Regions from separate parts of the Homo sapiens genome. Here region 1 is linked to region 2. A link is a loop called in an ENCODE intact Hi-C map of the cell type or tissue named here. Cell type or tissue: mammary epithelial cell. All regions are shown on one strand. Links, peaks and the distances in the headings refer to the core of each region. The heading gives the core; the rest is flanking DNA.

What was found. Hi-C counts contacts between places; a loop is a spot of excess contacts. Peaks named below come from ENCODE experiments on the same cell type or tissue, not always from the same donor. Only the 100,000 strongest peaks of a DNase experiment are listed, where the experiment ranks them.
Region 1: a loop joins it to region 2, with 9 times the contacts of the local background. A loop is called at or near these places in 6 of 110 quality-filtered maps.

The regions. Positions count from the first base shown.
Region 1 is chrX:101,457,758-101,467,222 of GRCh38, forward strand. It overlaps a transcript of ARMCX4 not described here. Among named protein-coding and RNA genes, the nearest start is that of ARMCX4, 23 kb to the right of the region's middle. In mammary epithelial cell, for the core only: a CTCF peak has its summit at 5,317 (motif pointing right); no DNase peak of the experiment used is centred there.
Region 2 is chrX:101,795,462-101,804,926 of GRCh38, forward strand. No RefSeq gene overlaps it. Among named protein-coding and RNA genes, the nearest start is that of ZMAT1, 130 kb to the right of the region's middle. In mammary epithelial cell, for the core only: CTCF peaks have their summits at 4,041 (motif pointing left) and 8,202; a DNase peak (open chromatin) is centred at 4,090.

The sequences.
Region 1 (9,465 bases), core at 644-8,643, 340 kb before region 2:
TTTTAGACGGAGTCTCACTCTGTTGCCCAGGCTGAAGTGCAGTGGCACCATCTTGGCTCACTGAAACCTCTGCCTTCTGGGTTCAAGTGATTCTGCTGCCTCAGCCTCCTGAGTAGCTGGGACTACAGGTGTGCACCACCATGCCCGGCTATTTTTTGTATTTTAGTAGAGACGGGGTTTCACCACGTTGGCCAGGCTGGTATCGAACTCCTGACCTCAGGTGATCCACCAGCTTCGGCCTCCCAAAGTGTTGGGATTACAGGCATGAGCCACTGTGCCTGGCCTAAAAAACCTTCTGTAAATGGAAAATTTCTCTCAATAACTGGTCACTGTGAGGGGCAATTTGGATTCCCTTAGCATCATCCTTCAAAGGTGGCCAATAAAGATTTTTTTTTTGATATTATTATGAATTCTTAGAGTTTTAACATATTCGATGTGTTTCGACTCATCAGTTCATTGCAGTTGTTATTTTTAATGATGCTCAAATTTGCTGTTGCAATCATTTTCAAGTTGGCTCCTGAATGCTTTTGACACAACCCCACTAGCCCTTGATAGCTTTCTTGCTTGGTAACTAGTAAAATAACATAAATAAGTAATTTGAAATATTTATGACATGTTAACTGCAAAATTGTGATTCTAAATTACCATTTCGTTATGCTTCATATAAAAGGAAATAAAAACTACCCTTGCATCCAACCTATGGAATGTTAAGTTGACACATAAGACAGTCAAAGCTTCCTTTAATTCAATATCCCCCCCCTTTTTTTTTTTTGAGACGGAGTGCAATGGCATGATCTCGACTCACTGCAACCTCTGCCTCCCGGGTTCAAGCAATTCTCGTGTCTCAGCCTCCCGAGTAGCTGTGATTACAGGTGCCCGCCCCCACGCTCGGCTAATTTTTGTGTTTTTAGTAGAGATGGGATTTTATCATGTTGGCCAGGCTGGTCTCGAACTCCTGAACTCAGGTGATCTGCCTGCCTTGGCCTCCCAAAGTGCTGGGATTACAGGCGTAAGCCACTGTGCCCGGCTCAATATCCTACTAATTTCTAGCTTTACTAGGCAGCTAGTGCATGATTTCCTCTTCTAAACAAAGCATTGATACTTATCTAAATAAAATAAAATAAAATTAAATTAAAATTAAAATGGAATGGGGTAGAATCTCTTCCTTCTTAAAAATGTGTTCCTGGAGCTACTAAAAAACTTGGATTTTCAAAGTCCTTGATAAAAACCATTCCCCTATATTGTAGAAGGGAAGTATTGGGACCCCTGATAATACTGGGTATAAGTATGCTATTCAGACTTGGCTTCTTTCCATCCTGCTGCATCAGAGGCTAGATTCACCTTTTATGTTTTCCCTTTCTTGCCGTCTTTAGTGTCTTGTTTAGCCACTCCAGTGAGTTTCCCTTTTGCCCTTCCTTTCCCTTATGTTTGTACTTTTTACTGAAGGTTTATCCTTTTACTTTGCCTTTTGTTTATGATTTAATTTTAACTTCTGCAGGAGCGGGTTTGAACGACTACCTTCAGATCTTCTCTTGGGCTCTTTATTTAGCACCTCTTTAGCTGAATTGACTTTCTTCTTATAAATCTTGGCAATGGCTGCAGTGGGGAGGGCAGGTGCCTGGGTGCCTGGGTGCCTGTGGGCCTTCATGAAGCTGGCCTACCTGTATATTTCATTTCTTGCTTATATTTCCAGATGCTATCTATAATAGCTATGTAGCTATAATAGCTATAATAGCTCTATGCAGTTTATATCAAAGTCTTCTCTTTATGTGAGAAAGAAAGCAGGGTAGGCCAGGACTAACATTTGGTGAAGTCCTTTTATGTGTCAGACATTCTTTGTTGATTTTCTCATTATGTTCTCTCTTAGAGTCACGTAAAAGGTAAAATAAGGAGGGCAAGAAAACACAATTTTTTAAAAAAGGAAATGGCATAGGGATTTTCTATTTTTTTCTCAGCCCCAGAAGGTAATTACTCTTACAATGCAGAAGTATCACCAGATACTATCTGCACAGGTTTTCCCATTTTTTCCTCACACCACTGTGGTAAAGCAGGGGGATCTGTCACCTCCACTGAGGAGACTGAGGCTCACAAGAGGTGATAACATATAAAACTCTATCAGTCATTTATGGAGTGGAGCAGAGGCTCTCAAAGTTCAGCATGCATCATCTGTAGGTGTATAAACACTAATTGCTGGGCCCTGCCCCTAGAGTTTCTGATTCAGACCATCTGGTTGAGACCCAAAGATATGCATTTCTAAGAAGTTCCCAGGTAATGCTGATGCTACTGCTCTAGGGACCACAGTCTGAGAACCACTGGTCTGGCTAATAGACAAACAAACAAATAAACAAAACAGCATTTATTCTTTACAAGGTACATAGAGAATTGCACTGAGCTGAGAGGATTGGTGGAAGTACATGGCCTGGAGTCAAAGCAAAGGGGTCAGAGTTTGCAGTGTACCTAGGCCCATGACCTGGGCCATTCACTCAGGCAGGGGGTGACACTATATCATTCTCCTAAAATGTAAGGGAACCAGTCACTGGTCCTTAGAACAGCTCATGTGGGCATTGGTGATTTCATCACATCTCTTACCCTGGGGAGCCTGGTGGGTGAGGGATTAAGCTCCAGGCTCCTGGGATCTCCCTTGATCTTAGCTATTCAAATTACTTATTATTAAATCCGTAATTCAGATCAGGGTATAGGAAGTTAGGAGATGTTAAGTAAATCAGGGAAACTGTCTTATAAATGCTTACTTAGTAGTGAAACCTGGAATTACTGTAAAGCTTTCCCCATGGTGTCTGGAATCCACCAGGGCTCTAAGTACTCCAATCTGTCTGGGTAACTGATGCTGGGCGGGGTATGGCTTAGTTTTTTAAAATAGTGAAATATATTACTTTTAAATTATATTATTACTGAAAAATTTAAAACACAGTATATGGCAAAAAATCAGTAAAGCTTGTCTAAAATGATGACAGCAAATATTTGCAAACTATTAATATATGTAGCTAATTCTTATGATATAGGAAACCTTCCCAGTAGCCAATATAAAGAGATGGACAAATGAGGTAAGCAGCCTCTAAGACGGTGATCTCAATGAGCCATGCCTCCTAGTGTTCATGCACTTGCATAATCCCTATCCTTGAGTGTGGGCTGGTAGTTAGGAGAGGCTTAAATAATGAAAACTGAAATTACTCTAAAGCTTTTCTGTTTGAAGCCTCCAGGGCTCTGAATGCTCTGATTTCCCTGGGTGCTGGCACTTGATGCTCTCCATGGTATTGCTCAATTTCTGTTATAATGAACTGTTTTATTTATTTATTTGTACAATATAACATAATATTTACCATTTTAATCATTTTAAAGTGTACAGCTCAGTGGCATTAAGTACTCTCACATTGTTGTGCAACCATCACCACTGTCCATCTCCAGAACTCTTCATTTTGAATAAAACTCTATACCCATTAAATGATAACTTCCTATTCTCTTTTTCCTTAGACTCTGGCAACCACCATCCTTTTCTCTGTATAAATTTGACTACTCTGGGTAGTTCATACAAGTGGAATCATACCACTTTTGTCCTTTTGTGTCTGGCTTCTTTCACTTAGCATAATGTTTTCAGAGTCAGCATGTAACAGACTTTCCTTCCTTTTTAAGGCTGAATAATATTCCATTGTATGGATATACTGTCTTTTGTTTATCCATTCATCCATTCGTGGACATTTGGTGGTTTCTACCTTTTGGCTATTGTGAGTAATGCTGCTGTGAGCATGGGTGTGCAAATATATGTTCAAGTCTCTGTTTCATTTCTTTTGGCTATATACCCAGAAGTGGAATTTCTGGATCATATGGTAATTCTATGCCTAATATTTTGAGGAACTGCCATACTATTTTCCACAGTGGCTGCACCATTTTATATTCCTACAAGCAATACACAAGGGTTCCAATTTCTCCACATCCTCACCAACACTTAACTATTTTCTCCCTCTCTTTTTTTTTAAATAATAGCCATCCTAATGGGTGTGATTTATTATTTATTTTTAAAACTAAACTTTATTTTGTAATAATTTTAAATTTACAAAGCTGTATAATTTTAATTAACATTATTGAAAAATTTAAAACACTGTGTATTGCAGAAAAAAAGGTAAAAGTTATGTGAAAAGTAGAGAGAATATTTGCAAACTAATGGGGCTTATATTTGTGATATGTTAGGCAGACTTACTGACCAACAGTGGGTCAATGATGTCAAAAGAAAATTCACTGAAAGAGCAATATTTATGTCAGTAAACATTGCTAATGAAATATCAATGAAAGTCAGAGATATATTAAGTGAAATAGGAAAATTGCAGAAGAATATGTTATGACTACAGTTTTGAAGAATATGTGTATTTTGTATATTTTATGTAAATATTTTTCTTTATATGTAGCTATACAGTAGTAAATTACGTGTACATAAACACATCTGGAGAACATGCACCTATTTTCAGTGAAAATCTTTGGGTCAGGGAGTGAGAGTCAGGCAGATGAAAGGATAAATTTAATTTACACATACACCTTTTTGGCTTGTTTGAAATTTTGTAATCAGGAACATTTATTAAGATAAAAATTTGTAGGCCGGCGCAGTGGCTCACGCCTGTAATTCCAGTACTTTGGGAGGCTGAAGCAGGCAGATCACAAGGTCAGGAGATCGAGACCATCCTGGCCAACATGGTGAAACTCTGTCTCAACTAAAAATACAAAAATTAGCTGGGCGTGGTGATGCGTGCCTGTAATCCCAGCTACTCCGGAGGCTGAGGCAGGAGAATCATTTGAACCAGGGAGTTGGAGGTTGCAGTGAGCCGAGATTGCACCACTGCACTCCAGCCTGGCGACAGAGTGAGACTCTGTCTCAAAAAAAAAAAAAAAAAGATAAAAATTTGTAAAGAGCAAAAATATATAACCCCCCCAAAAATTAGATACACATATATTATGTTTTGGAAATATGTGTACAGTATACTGGTTTCTTGGGAAAAGAGCAGATTAAAGCAACTGATTTGGTGATGTATCTACTTATGTGTGTGTTGCTATGTCTCAAACTTCTTCACCCCAAATAATCACACACTCACACATGCAGCTTTCCCTTCAGCTCAGGCTGGAAGTGGATGTCTAGTTTTAGGGCTTAGAGACCACAGAAAGTCCTATATTCAGAGGATTGCTGCCAGTGGGTGGTCATTCCAGAAAGATCTGGCCGGTGCCAATAAGTCCAAGCCTTTCCCTCCTTTCCTCCTTCCCTTGCAAAGCCCTCTGTCCTGACTTTCATAATTGCAACTCTGATTCTAATCACCAGGTGGCTCCATTCTGTCTCTCTTTCTCCATCAAGGTTGGCTGATGTCCACACTGCAGAGCACTCTCTGGAGAGAGGAGGTGGTTCAAGTCCTCAAATACCATACACCTATAATGACTTCCCGAATCAGGCCACTTTACATACAGCTGCTCAGAACGGTTTCCCTGAAGTTAGCTCTAATATTGTCACACAAACACCCTCAGAGGCAATCCACTACCCACCCAAGAGAACTATGCACTCTTTCCCAGCTGGCATGCAAGGCTCCTCATCCCATGGATCCAGACTACATTTCCAGCACTCTCTTGCAAGTGCTCTTGGCAAACTGTACCACTGCTCCTCTTTCAAGGGACTCTTGTCTTTTTTGTGTGCCTCTCCATTAGGTTAGGGGTCAATTTGCATAGACTTTGGCCCCTGCCCACACATGATAACATTAAATATTTAGATCAATCCTTTGAGGAGGGATTGTTATCCTCATTTTAAAGAAGTGGAAACTGAACCTCAGGGAAAGTGAGAACCAGTCTTGTCTTCGGGAAAGACACTGGGGTTATAGAAGTAAGAGACCCAGTGGTAGCTTGGTAGTGATAATGAACAGTATTATTTTGCTCTATAACAAAGAGGAATGGATAAAGTGCTTGCTACAATTAAGTGCCTACTATGTGTAGTATTAATTTTATTATTTATTTATTTATTTATTGAGAGGCGGTCTCACTGTGTCACCTAGGCTGAAGTGCAGAGTGGCGTGATCTTGCTTCACTGCAACCTCCGTCTCCCAGGCTCAAGTGATGGATCCTCCCACCTCAGCCACCCAAGTAGCTGGGAACACAGGTGTGCACCACCATGCCCGGCTAATTTTTTTTGGTATTTTTGGTAGAGATAAGGTTTCGCCATGTTGCCCCGGCTGGTCTCCAACTCCTGAGCTCGAGTGATCCACCTGCCTCGGCCTTCCAAAGTGCTGGGATTATAGGCGTGAGCCACCGCGCCCAGCCTATTTTTTCTAAGATTTAAATAATATGTGTTCAGGCTGGGTGCGGTGGCTCATGCCTGTAATCCCAGCAGTTTGAGAGGCAGAGGCGGGTGGATCACCTGAGGTCAGGAGTTCGAGACCAGCTTTGCCAACATGGTGAAGCCCCGTCTCGATGAAAAATACAAAAAAAATTAGCCAGGCGTGGTGGCGGGTGCCTGTAATCCCAGCTACTTGGGAGCCTGGGGCAGGAGAATCACTTGAACCTGGGAGGTGGAAGTTGCAGTGAGCTGAGATAGCGCCATTGCATTCCAGCTTGGGCAAAAAGAGTGAAACTCCGTCTCAAATAAGTAAATAAATAAATAAAATGTGTTCATTGTAGAACATTTAGAAAATATATTAAAACAGAGAGAGAATGGGAATGAACACCCACAATACCACAACTAGAACAGCCCATCCCTTTCTAGGATTTGCTAACATCAAGTGGTAGGTTCAAGAATGTCAAGTTATACCTATAAAATAAGTGAAGATAGGTCAAGAGAGGGTGAAAACGTTTCCAGGTTCCATCTTACTCTGACTCCAATATGCACAACTCCAATTTTACTGCATTGCTTCCCCTTTTAGATGATGGATTTCTAGATTTCTAGAGCTCAGGATATGGCTGTGTTACATTTGTTTGGAATGGTGCACATATATTATGAAATGATGCGTATATATGGGTACCAGTTTATGTATCTCTCTTGATGGAGATAAAATCCCTTTCTTTGTGCTAAAGGGCCAAGGTGTATGACCAACATCACTTGGTCTCCAAGGCAGTAATATATATAGAAAATCTCACAGGCTTTGGAATCACAGATGGAGTGCGGAATGCAGGCAAGGGATCTAATACTTATTTAGGAGTGTGCTATAGTCAGACAATGTAAAATTTATACTAGGCTTGAGTAATGTCTAGGATGTATTTTTTATTCTCTAAGGTAACCACTACATGAATAGTAATAGAATCTATAATTAACAAGATAATGGGGAAAATGGAATTATAAAAAACCATTATGCATTTCAAAAGAGGGCAAGAGAAAAGAGAAAAAGCAATATAAAACAGGAAGAACAAATACAAAGCAAAAAGTAAGATGGTAGATTTAAGCCCCAAAATACCAAATATACCATCTATATAATATATATTATAGGTAAGCAGCCTAAACATTCCAGTTAAAACACAAAATCAGAATGTATTAAAAAATAACTACATGTTGTCTATAAGAGATCCACTTTTAATATGAAGCCACAGAAGGCTAAAAGTAAAAAGATGGAAAAAGATATGCCATGCAAATATTAACAAAAAAGCTGATGTAGTTGTATTAATATCAGATAAAGTAGACTTTAAAGCAAGAAGTGGTAGTAAAGACAAAAAGGGACATTTCGTAATGATAAAAGAGTCAATTCAGCAGGAAGATCAAATAATTCTAAATTTGCATGCATCTAATAATACAGCTTTTAATAATATAACAACATTATGTTTGTGAGATTCATCCATTTGGTTACATGCGGCAGTAGTTTGTTCATTATTATTGCCGCATGGTGTTTCATTGTATAAACTTTTCTCAGTATTGGTAAAATAAGACAAAAATAAGTAAGACTAACAAATATTTGAATTGCACAAGTAATCTTAACATAACTGACAAATGTAGAACCCTGCACTCTAAAACTGCAGAATACAGTTTATTTTTAGGTACAAGGAGCATCTACAAAATTTCACTACATGAAAGGCATAAATTTAGTCTCAACAAACAGCAAAGGGTGAAATAACACAGTGTATATCCTTTAGCTATTGCAAAATTAAGCTACAACTTTAAAATTATTAAAATTATAAAATGTCTAGAAGAAAATATAATAGAAAATATTTGTGATCTTGTGTTTGGCAAACTTTTTTTGGTAGGACACAAATAGGACAAACCATAAACGGTGAATAAATAAACTGGATGTACCCAAATAAAGACTACTGCCCTTTCTAAGATGCTGTTAAGGAAATGAAAGCTGAACTATAGACAGGGATGAAATATTTGTAACTTAACAAAGCTAATAAAGGACTTTATCCAGAATATATAAAGAACTCTCACAATTCGATATTAAGAAAACAACAACTGAATTTTAAAAATACAGGTAAAAGATTAGAATATCTGCATCTGTTAGAGTGGCTTTAAAAATGACAAAACCAAGTGCATGTCAGAATTGGAGCAACTGGAACTCTCATATGATTCTAGTGGGAATGTAAAATGGTACAGCCACTTTGGAAAAGAGTTTTGTATAGAGTTAAACATACACTTCCCATGTGACTCAACAATCCCACTCCTCAGTATTTACCCAAGAGAAATAAAAACATAGGTCCACACAAAGACTTGCATGCAAATATTTATAGCAGCTTTCTTGGTAATTGGCCTAACCTAGAAACAACCCAAGTGTCCATCATCTGGTGAATAAATAAATTGTACTATACAATGGCATACTACTTAGCAATAAGAAGGACCAAGCAATTAATACAAGCAACAACATGAATGAAGCTCAAAAGCACTATGTTAAATGAATCTCAGACATAAAAAGTCTTGTTTCATTTATATGACATTCCGAGAAAAGCAAAAGTTATAGGACAGAAATCAGATCAGTGGTTTTTTGGGGGTGCTGAGGCTGAAGAGAGAGGGTTGACTATATGGTACAAGGGCACTTGGTGGGGTGATGAAAATATTCTGTATCTTGATCGTGGTGGTAGTTACATGACTACATACACTTGCCAGAACTCATAGAACTTTACACCCTAGAAGAACAAACTTTACTGTGTGTAAATTATACACCAATAAACCTGATTAAAGTGATCCCTTTTGCTAATTTGTAATTAATCTCTTTTGCTAATTTGCACAAAGCCATGTGCCAACTGGGTGGCATCTTCCTAGAGGAATCTCTTTTGTCTCATTTATGCAAAGGCAACAAATGAGATAGTAGTGGCCTTATCTTATTCCATATTGAATCCTTTTTATTTTTGTATTTTTAAAAATTTTGGTAAAATTATATATAGAGAAATACACAAATATTAAGAACATAATTAAAAAATACACTTGATTTTTAAAAGCCTATGATTTTTCTTTTGAGACAGGGTCTCGCTCTGTTGTCCAGGCTGGAGTGCTATGGTGTGATCTGGGCT
Region 2 (9,465 bases), core at 656-8,655:
AAAAATTCACCTGTGCAAAAATCTCATTGTCAAAAGTAGGCAGAGAGCATAAAGAAAACACACTTTTCCACTGAATATTTTTTTCTTGAAATTAAACATTTTTATTTGAATGCAATCATCAACATGACTGAATGACAATATATTTGCTTATGAGTAATATAAAGTGAAACCATACAAATTGAGAACAAAATTAAGTTGTCTTGATAGCTATTCAAAAAGTGTTCGACCAAAACAAACCCCTGGTCCAGTATAAATACTCTCTATTAAATTCTCAAAATAAATATGGCTGAATACAAAGAAATCCTTATGCTGTTGAGATGACCCATTTTTATGCTCTGGGAAAAGAAATGATTTAGCAGAAGACATGAGAATTGTGTGTTATTTTAAAGTGAAGATGTGAATGTCTGTATGGAAAGGCAAGATGAACTTAAACATTGAACAGTAAACTGAGAATTCTGATTTGGTTCCCTTTTAGCACAGTGCTACTGAAGCACTGCCAAGTTCACCATGCACTCAGATGTGCAAATGTTTCTCTGTATAACTGGTCTGATCATCCTCATGGCTCCGTCTACACCTGCACTTTCTGTCTGTCCTTTTGAGAATACTCACAATCTCTCAGGTTGGCCTTGCCTTATGCCCAGCCATTTTCCATCATTAGGTCTTGGGCACATGGGTGGTTGTGGGATGGAGAGGCAAGGGGCAGTGGTAGCTTGCTTGTCCCTATGGCACTAAGTTGTTCCCTGCACTGGTGACTGTTAAGATGTGATGAAACTTCGCCATGACCTTTTGGCTTTGTTCCCGGCCCTTTCATTAGCACTGTGTTTTTATAGTCAATAAATTAGTCTTTATTATCATATATGCATGTATATTATCATACATACAAATAAATGGAAAATAATAAGGAAAGAAATAAATTATTGCGAAGTAGCAAAAACATGCCTAAAAGGATTTTTAAAAGGAGACTATCAGATGAACTGTAGACAATGTCTGGTGATACTGCCATAGTCTCTGCCCAAAAGCTCCTTGATCTGATATACAACTTCAGCAAAGTTTCAGGATACAAAATCAATGCAAAAATCAGTAAGATTTCAATGTACTAATAACATCCAAGCTGAGAGCCAAATCGAGGACACAATCCCATTCAGAATAGCCAAAAAAAAAAAAAAAAAAAAAAAAAAAACCTAGGGATACAGCTAACCAGAGAGGTGAAAGATCTCTACAATGAGAGATTATAAAACACTGCTCCATCGTGCCATTGCACTCCAGCCTGGGCAACAAGAGCGAAACTCCGTCTTAAAAAAAAAAAAAAAAAAAGAATTCAGAGATGACACAAACAAATGGAAAAACATTCCATGCTCATGGATAGGAAGATTCAATATTGTTAAAATGTCCATGCTGCCCAAAGCAATTTACAGATTCAATGCTATTCCTTTCAAGCTACCAGTGACACCCATCACGGAATTAGAAAAAACTGTTTTAAAATTCATATGGAACCATAAAAGAAGCCAAATAGCCAAGCAATCATAAGCAAAAAGAACAAAGCTGGAGACATCACATTACCTGACTTCAAACTATACTACGAGGCTACAGTAACCAAAACAGCATGGTGTGCATACAAAAATAGGCACATAGAAAAAGAGAACAGAATCTAGAGCCCAGAAATAATGCCACACACTTACAACCATCTGATATTCAACAAAATCGACAAAAACAAGCAATGGGGAAACAACTTCCTATTGAATAAATGGTGCTGAGATAACTGGCTAGCCATACACAGAAGACTGAAACTGGACCCCCTTCTTACACCATATAGAAAAATCAACTCAAAATGGGTTAAAGACTTAAATGTAAAACTTAAAACTGTAAAGATGCTGAAAGATCACCTAGGAAATACCATTATGGACATAGGTCCTGGAAAATATTTCATGATGAAGATGCCGAAGCAATTTCAACAAAAACAAAAATTGACAAATAGGACCTGATTAAAGAGCTACTGCATAGCAAAAAAACTATCAACAGAGTAAACAGACAACTCACAGAATGTGAGAAAATACTTGCAAACTATGCATCTCATAAATATCTAATATCCAGAATCTATAAAGAACTTAAACCAATAATCAAAAACCAACTAATCCCATTCAAAAATGGGCAAAGGACATATAGTAAAGTGAACAAACACTTTTCGAAAGAAGACATACACACAGCCAACAAGTATATGCAAAAAAGCTCAACATCGTGAATCATTAGAAAAATGCAAATCAAAACCACAGTGAGATACCATCTCACACCAGTCAGAATGGCTATTAAAAAGTCGAAAAATGAAAGGTGCTGACAAGGTTGTAGAGAAAAATGAACTTATACACTTCTAGTGGTAATGTAAATTAATTCAGCCACTGTAGAAATACTGTGGATTTCTCAGAGAACTTAAAACAGAATTAGCATTTGACCCAGCAATTCCATTATTGGGTATATACCCAAAAGAATGTAAATCGTTTTACCATAAAGACACATTCACAATAGCAAAGCACTATTCAAAGTAGCAAAGACATGGAATCAACTTAAATGCCCATCAATGGTAGATTGGATAAAGAAAATGTGGTATATATACACCATGGAATACTACACAATCGTAAAGAAGAATGAGATCATGTCCTTTGCAGCAACATGGGTGGAGCTGGAGGTCATTATCCTAAGCAAACTAATGCAGGAATAGAAAACCGGATATCACATGTTCTCACTTATAAGTGGGAGCTATACATGGAGTACATATGGATATAAAGAAAGGAACAACAGATACCAGGGCCTACTGGGGGGTGGAGGGTGTGGAGAGGGTGAGGATAAAAAACTACCTATCGGTTATGATATGGTTTGGCTTTGTGTTCCAACCCAAATCTCATCTTGATTTGTAATCCCCAGGTGTTGAGGGAGGAACTGGTCGGAGGTGATTGGATCATGGGGGGTGGTTTCCCCCATGCTGTTCTCATGATCGTGAGTGAGTTCTCACGAGATCTGATGATTTTATAAGTGTTTGGAAGTTTCTCCTTCACACTCTCTCTTTTCCTGCCACCTGGTGAAGAAGGTACTTGCATCTCCTTCATCTTCCACCATGATTTTAAGTTTCCTGAGGCCCCCCTGACCAGCCATGTGTAACTGTGAGTCAATTAAACGTCATTCCTTTATAAATTATAGTCTCAGGGAAGTTCTTTATAGCAATGTGAAAATGGACTAATAGAGGATACACTGCTTATTACCTGGATGATGAAATAATCTGTACACCAAACCACAGCGACATGCATGCAATTTTCCTATATAAGAAACCTAAACATGTACCCTGAACTGAAAATAAAAGGTAAAAACAATAAAAAGAAAGCATCCGAAACATGCCACTTCTTTAAGTGATATTAGAAATGTTAGTTCCAGAATTCTTCATTCCATCAACGGGGGATTTTGATGTAAAATGAATGGAATAACTATATTAAGGATTATTTGAAAATATACACAGAAAACATGCAATATACACGTATTTATGTAACTTGTGAGCTTTGGTGTTACTTTTTGTAGCATATGCTTTCCTTTGGAGTTTGGAAGAGGAAAAGTTATTTGTGCCATTTCTTTTTATTATTTAATGAGTTATCCTGCCTATTCTTTACTCTTCAGTTTAACATTAGAGAAACACACACTCACTCCACACATGTAGAAACAAATTGCAGTCGTCTTTCTCCAAATGAGTATGTCCTGCAGGCAGTTGAAAATGAGAGTCTGGGCTTCAAAGAAAAGAGTGGGATGGACAAATGGACTTGAGTTGGCAGTGCCCAGCCCCCCCAAAAATACGTACAGAATGGAAGAATAATTGTGAGAGACCCAGCTTTGGAAGTCATTATCAAAAACTAAAACAGCAATACACATTCAAGTTTTTTCTCTCCACATGAATTTTTCAAATATATTTTGTATTATTCATTTCATATTGTCTTTGTCTCTCTTTGCAAAAATTGTTACTTTTCCATCGCAGCAGATGTGGACTATAGAGATAATTGCCACCTGCTGGTCAAAGCCAGAACTACATCTCTGAATATCTGGGAGGAGGCTCTGTAAGGATCTGGAGAGGGAGGGGCCTCTGGCCTGACCCGCCAAACAGGGCTTGCTGGAGGCTTGAATGGCACAGGCAGCCCTTCCTGCTTAATCTATTGCTGCCTGGCTCTCTGAGTTCTTGGCAGGAAGTTCCACCCCTGTCTCAAATAAAGAGAAAGCCACCAGTGTGAGTGTCTCTGATAAACTATATCAGCGCATGTTTGTGCATGTGTCTGTATTTTGTATTTTGGGTTATATCCTTTTAAACACAGTTGATTTATAACATGTACTTATGCACACGGCAGTATTATCAACAATAAGGGGGGGCCAATCATATTGTAAATACAATGTGTAATTTGCTCTTTTAAAAAAATCTCACCGTTAACTATGAATTCCTTTTTAAAAATTAATTTCATTATAAATTGTAAGATGTACAACATGATGTTATAAGATACATATAGTAAAATGGTTACTGTAGTGGAACAGATTAACATATCCATCATCATCTCACGGAGTTTCCTATTTTCCTTCTTTTGGCAAGAACAGCTGTAATCTACTCATTTAGCAAAAATCCGAATGCAATACACTATTATTTACTATATTCCTCATATTGGACGTTAGATCTTTTGATTTGTTCATCCTACATGTTTGCGCTTTGTATCTTTGATGTATACATCTCCCCATTTCCTTCTCCCACCCTAACCCTTGTAACCGCTATTTTCTTGTCTCTCTCTATATTTGACCTTTAAAAAACATTTGACACATAAGTGGGACTGTGCAATATTTGTCTTTCTGTGTCTGGCTTATTTCATTTAGTATAATGACCTCCAGGTCCATCCTTGTTGTGGCAAATGGCAGGATCTCCTTGTTTTTTATACTACATTATTTATATTACTAAGTGCAAATTGCTTTCCAGGTCAGTAGACTTATACAAAATAAATTCCTGAGATTAGATTATAATAAGTTTTTATTTTTTCACAAATTTATAACAATTACTTTCCTAAATCACAAAACTAATATATGTTTGTAATTGAAAGAAACTGAGCAAAAGACATGCTAATGTGGAAATGAAACAATCCTGTATCTACCTCCTTCACTCTGCTGAGGTATCCTTTGTTAATGGTGCAGAGCATATTCAACAGATGATTTTTTTTCTCCATAGAAAGAAATGTTCCTGAGAATATATATGGAAATATGTATGTACAAAATACATAAAGATGTACAATGTGTGAACATGTGTTATGAGATGAATGTTTCTATCCTCCCAAATTTACGCATTGAAGCCCTAGCTTCCAAGGTGATAGTATTTGGAGGTGGGGCCTTTGGGGTACAATTAAGTTTAGATTAGACCATGAGAGTGGGACCCTCATGATGGGATTGACGCCCTTATAAGCAGAGGAAGAGAGAGAGAGATCTCTTTCTTTCTTCACGAGTATGCACCAAGGGTAATGTGAGCAAACAGCAAGAAAGTGGCTGTCTACAAGCCATGAAAAGAGCCATCACCAGACGCTGACTCTACTGACACTTGGTCTTGGACTTTCCAGCCTCCAGAACTATCAGAAATAAATGTCTGTCATTTAAGTCACCCAGACTGTGGCATTTTGTTATAGCAGCCTGAACAGACAGCATGTATATACACATATTCTTCATGAAAATGGGATGACTGCAAACTTTGTCATGCAATTTACCTTCCCTAGCTGAGAATAAGGGTACCTGAATTTTTAGTTGTGTATTCATTGCTATTGGATATCTTCTCATAAGTTTAATTGCATTCCTCTAATTTTCTATGAGATTTTAAATTTTCATTTGTTTCTCTTCTGGTTAAAGAGAGTTCCTGGCATGTAAAGTGGTTTCTGAGGTATATGTGGATAATTTCCCCTCCAATTTTTAATGCAACTTTAAATGTTAAAATCTCATGGATTTTAATGATGAAGAAATCAATACAGTTCATTGTAAAAGTTTTTAAGATTCACAGGAGTGTAAAGATTGCCACTTTATGAGAAGATTTTAGATAGAAACCATTCAAAGCCCAGGAAGACATCATAGTGAGAAAGGCTTGGGTTTTAGAGTCCCTGGCCTGTGTTTTACAGACTTGGCACTAAGGGTAACTTACTTAGCCTCTTAAGTCTTGGCTTTCCTCATTTCTCGTAAGCGATCCTTATTACCTACCTTGAATTTATTATCATATTTAGAAGAGATACAATATAAAATTCCTTAGATGTAACTCAAGCTTTGATAAACAAGAATTTCCTTCCTCCATGTCACTTTCCCAATGTCTAAAACTTGTACTTTCATCTGATTTATTCGCTACTTCAGGAACTGCCAATCAACATGCCTCCTAGCCTAGGACAGGATTTCTTCTCCACAAACATCATCACTAAGGGGAGTTGTCTAAGTATTTTCCCATGTGGGCATGCCAAAGTTCAGCACAATACCAGAAAAGTTTACAACTATCATTTCTTACCCACATTGCATTGTAGAAGCCCACATCTACAATAGAAGCTGCTGGGTATACTCTGGGCATGTTCGGTGGCTGAATTTCATTGTTGCCACTTATCTGGATATGTGGTTTATCTTTGGCAAGCCTGGAGCTGATCATCAGTAAAATGAAAATAATGATGCTTTCTTTTCAGAGTTGTTTTAGGGAAATGAGAAACCCATGGGAGGCTTTAGTGCTTACTATCTTAGCCTCACCTTGCCTTCTCTGCAGAAGAGATGTCTGTGATAGAAACTAAATGCATAACTCTAAGAGAGAACAGTTGGGACCCTAAGTGTACAGAGGGAAATGTGATGTATTAGCCATGGTGACTGTCCAGTATTGTAGGATGAGTTACCTGAGGGGCTTTGGAAGGGAACAGAAAAATCCTCATGCCATTTCCTACCATCATATGTGCTTTCCTGTCCTTAGTACTTTGTCTTTTATGTTGTAAGGGAAGAAAGACTCTAAGAGGTGCAAGATAAAGAGATTTCCTTTGAGTCTTGGAATGAAGAAACAGTGCAGAGGAACCAATCCTAATAACAGATCTGCTGTACAGAAGGCTGCAGTCAAAGGAACTGTGTCCTGATAGCAGTCCTGTCACTTCCCCCCAAACAGATGTCTCTTCTCCAGAAATGCTACTATCTATCTTTGTGGGCATATATTAAAGTAGAGAAAAAATACTATAACAGAATACACCAAGATGTTAATTGTGTTTACCATGAAGGGGCAGGAGTGCTGGATATATTTTCTTGTCTGTATTTGACACTATTTTCCACATGGTCCAAAATGAGTGTGGATTACCTTAATAATAATAAGCAGAGCCTAAAAAAATGTACTTTAACTAATAAAGAGCACCCGGTCTGGAGATGCAGTGGAAGAAACAGGGCTTGGCCAGGTGAGATCTGGGCAGTTACTTTAGATCCCTGAGCCTCAGGGAGCCTGGAGCTTAATTCTTCACCCACAGGGCTCCCCTGGGGTGGGAGATGTGATGAAATCACCACATTGTCCACATACGGGCTCTATGCCGTTGTATTGATTAGTGACTGGTCCCTTCATGCTTTACAGAGAGTGACATTGTGGTATCCACTGCTTGAGTCTGTGGTCCCACTGCACACTATGACCCCATTTCCTTGATCCCAGCATTCTCAGCACAGTGTGATTCTCCAGGTATTATGTAAAGGATAAGGTGCTATTTTGCTTTGTTTGTGTTTGTTTTTATGATCTGCATTGGTGGATCTCAATGTTTGGTCCCCAGACCAGCAGTGTCAGTATCACCTGGGAACTTGCTAGAAAGTGCTAATTCTTAGGCTCCATCCTAGACCTACTGAATCAGAAACTCTTGTGGTTGGTACTAGCAGTCTTTTCTTTCTTTGTTGTTTGTACAAATTTATGGGGTACCTGTACTCCCCAGTTTGCCACAAGGTCCAAAGTGATTCTGATGCAAGCTGAAGTTTGAGAACCATATTCTACAAAATTTAATGTAGTAAATGAAATGTGTTAATTGCTGAGTTAAGGAATGAATCTTTATTTTATTTCCATACTTCTTCATAATCTCCATTCAAAGTACAATTTGTTCATTTTGTGAAATGAGTATTTTTTTCATTGAAAAATAAAATTGAAATTGAAAGTCAATCAATGCCATCTGTTGACCCAATCTAGAACTGCAGCTTGGATATCACTTTAGCAAGAGATCTAGGAAGGAGGGAAGGAGGGAAAGGAGGGCTGTGTAAGCCCACCAGAATAAACTTTCTGGAAGTTATACGGCAGACAAAGCACTAAGCAGAGATGGCGACAGAGCCCATGGGTATTAATTCATGTGACAGGATGTTTCCTTTGACCCCCCTCTCAAATTAAACACAGTTGAGTGAATGTGTATGTGTCGTTATAAATATAATGTGGTGTATAACCTCCTTTTTATGTTATCTGACATTTAATATCTTTTAATGTCCAGAACTATATATTTTTTCAGCATTAGTTTTGTAAATCAAACTACAACTAGGTTTATTCTATGCTGTCATAATTGTATCTCGGTTATTTTGCGAATTAAAAATCAGTGAGCTGTATGTATTCCCCCAGCTCTTGAAAACACTGGAGAAATATACAATTATAAGAGGCATTGTCTTATGTTTCCCCTATTACTATGACCTTTCTCAAGATAATAATTCAATTGATTTGTAAATATTCTCTAGATTTGTTTCTGTGGGTTCATTTATATTTTAAAATATGACATATGTGGCTGGGCGCAGTGGCTCACGCCTGAAATCCCAGCACTTTGGGAGGCCAAGGCAGGCAGAACAACTGAGGTCAGGAGTTCAAGACCAGCTTGACCAACAAGGAGAAGCCCTGTCTCTACTAAAAATACAAAATTAGCCGGGTGTGGTGGCGTGTGCCTGTAATCCCAGCTACTCGGGAGGCTGAGGCAGAAGAATTGCTTGAACCTGTGAGACAGAAGTTGCAGTGAGCCAAGATTGCGCTATTGCGCTCCAGCCTGGGCAAAAAGAGCAAAACTCCATCTCAAAAAAAAAAAATGACCTATGTATATCCTTATGGAAATATATGTCATTCAAAAATCATGCCATGTTGTATGTTATGTTCTGTAACTTGCTTATATATTTCTGCATCTCAGTGCTTTTTATTAGATTTCTTTAATTTTTGATGTGTTTAAGCAATTTTACATATGTTGATTGCCATTGCCTTCATTTTTTTCTTTAAATTACCTGTTGGTAGACATGTACACAACTCTTTTAGATAGTAGTTTTCCTTATATGTCAGGTATATTAATTATGTCTGTAAATTATAGTGCAAATGTGTCCAATGCAGAGCCCTTCCTCCAGTGTCCTAATAATGAGCAGACACTTTATGGATGCTCTCCTGGGAAGGGGAGGTCTGGCATCCATGCTGGACTTACCACTGCCGAA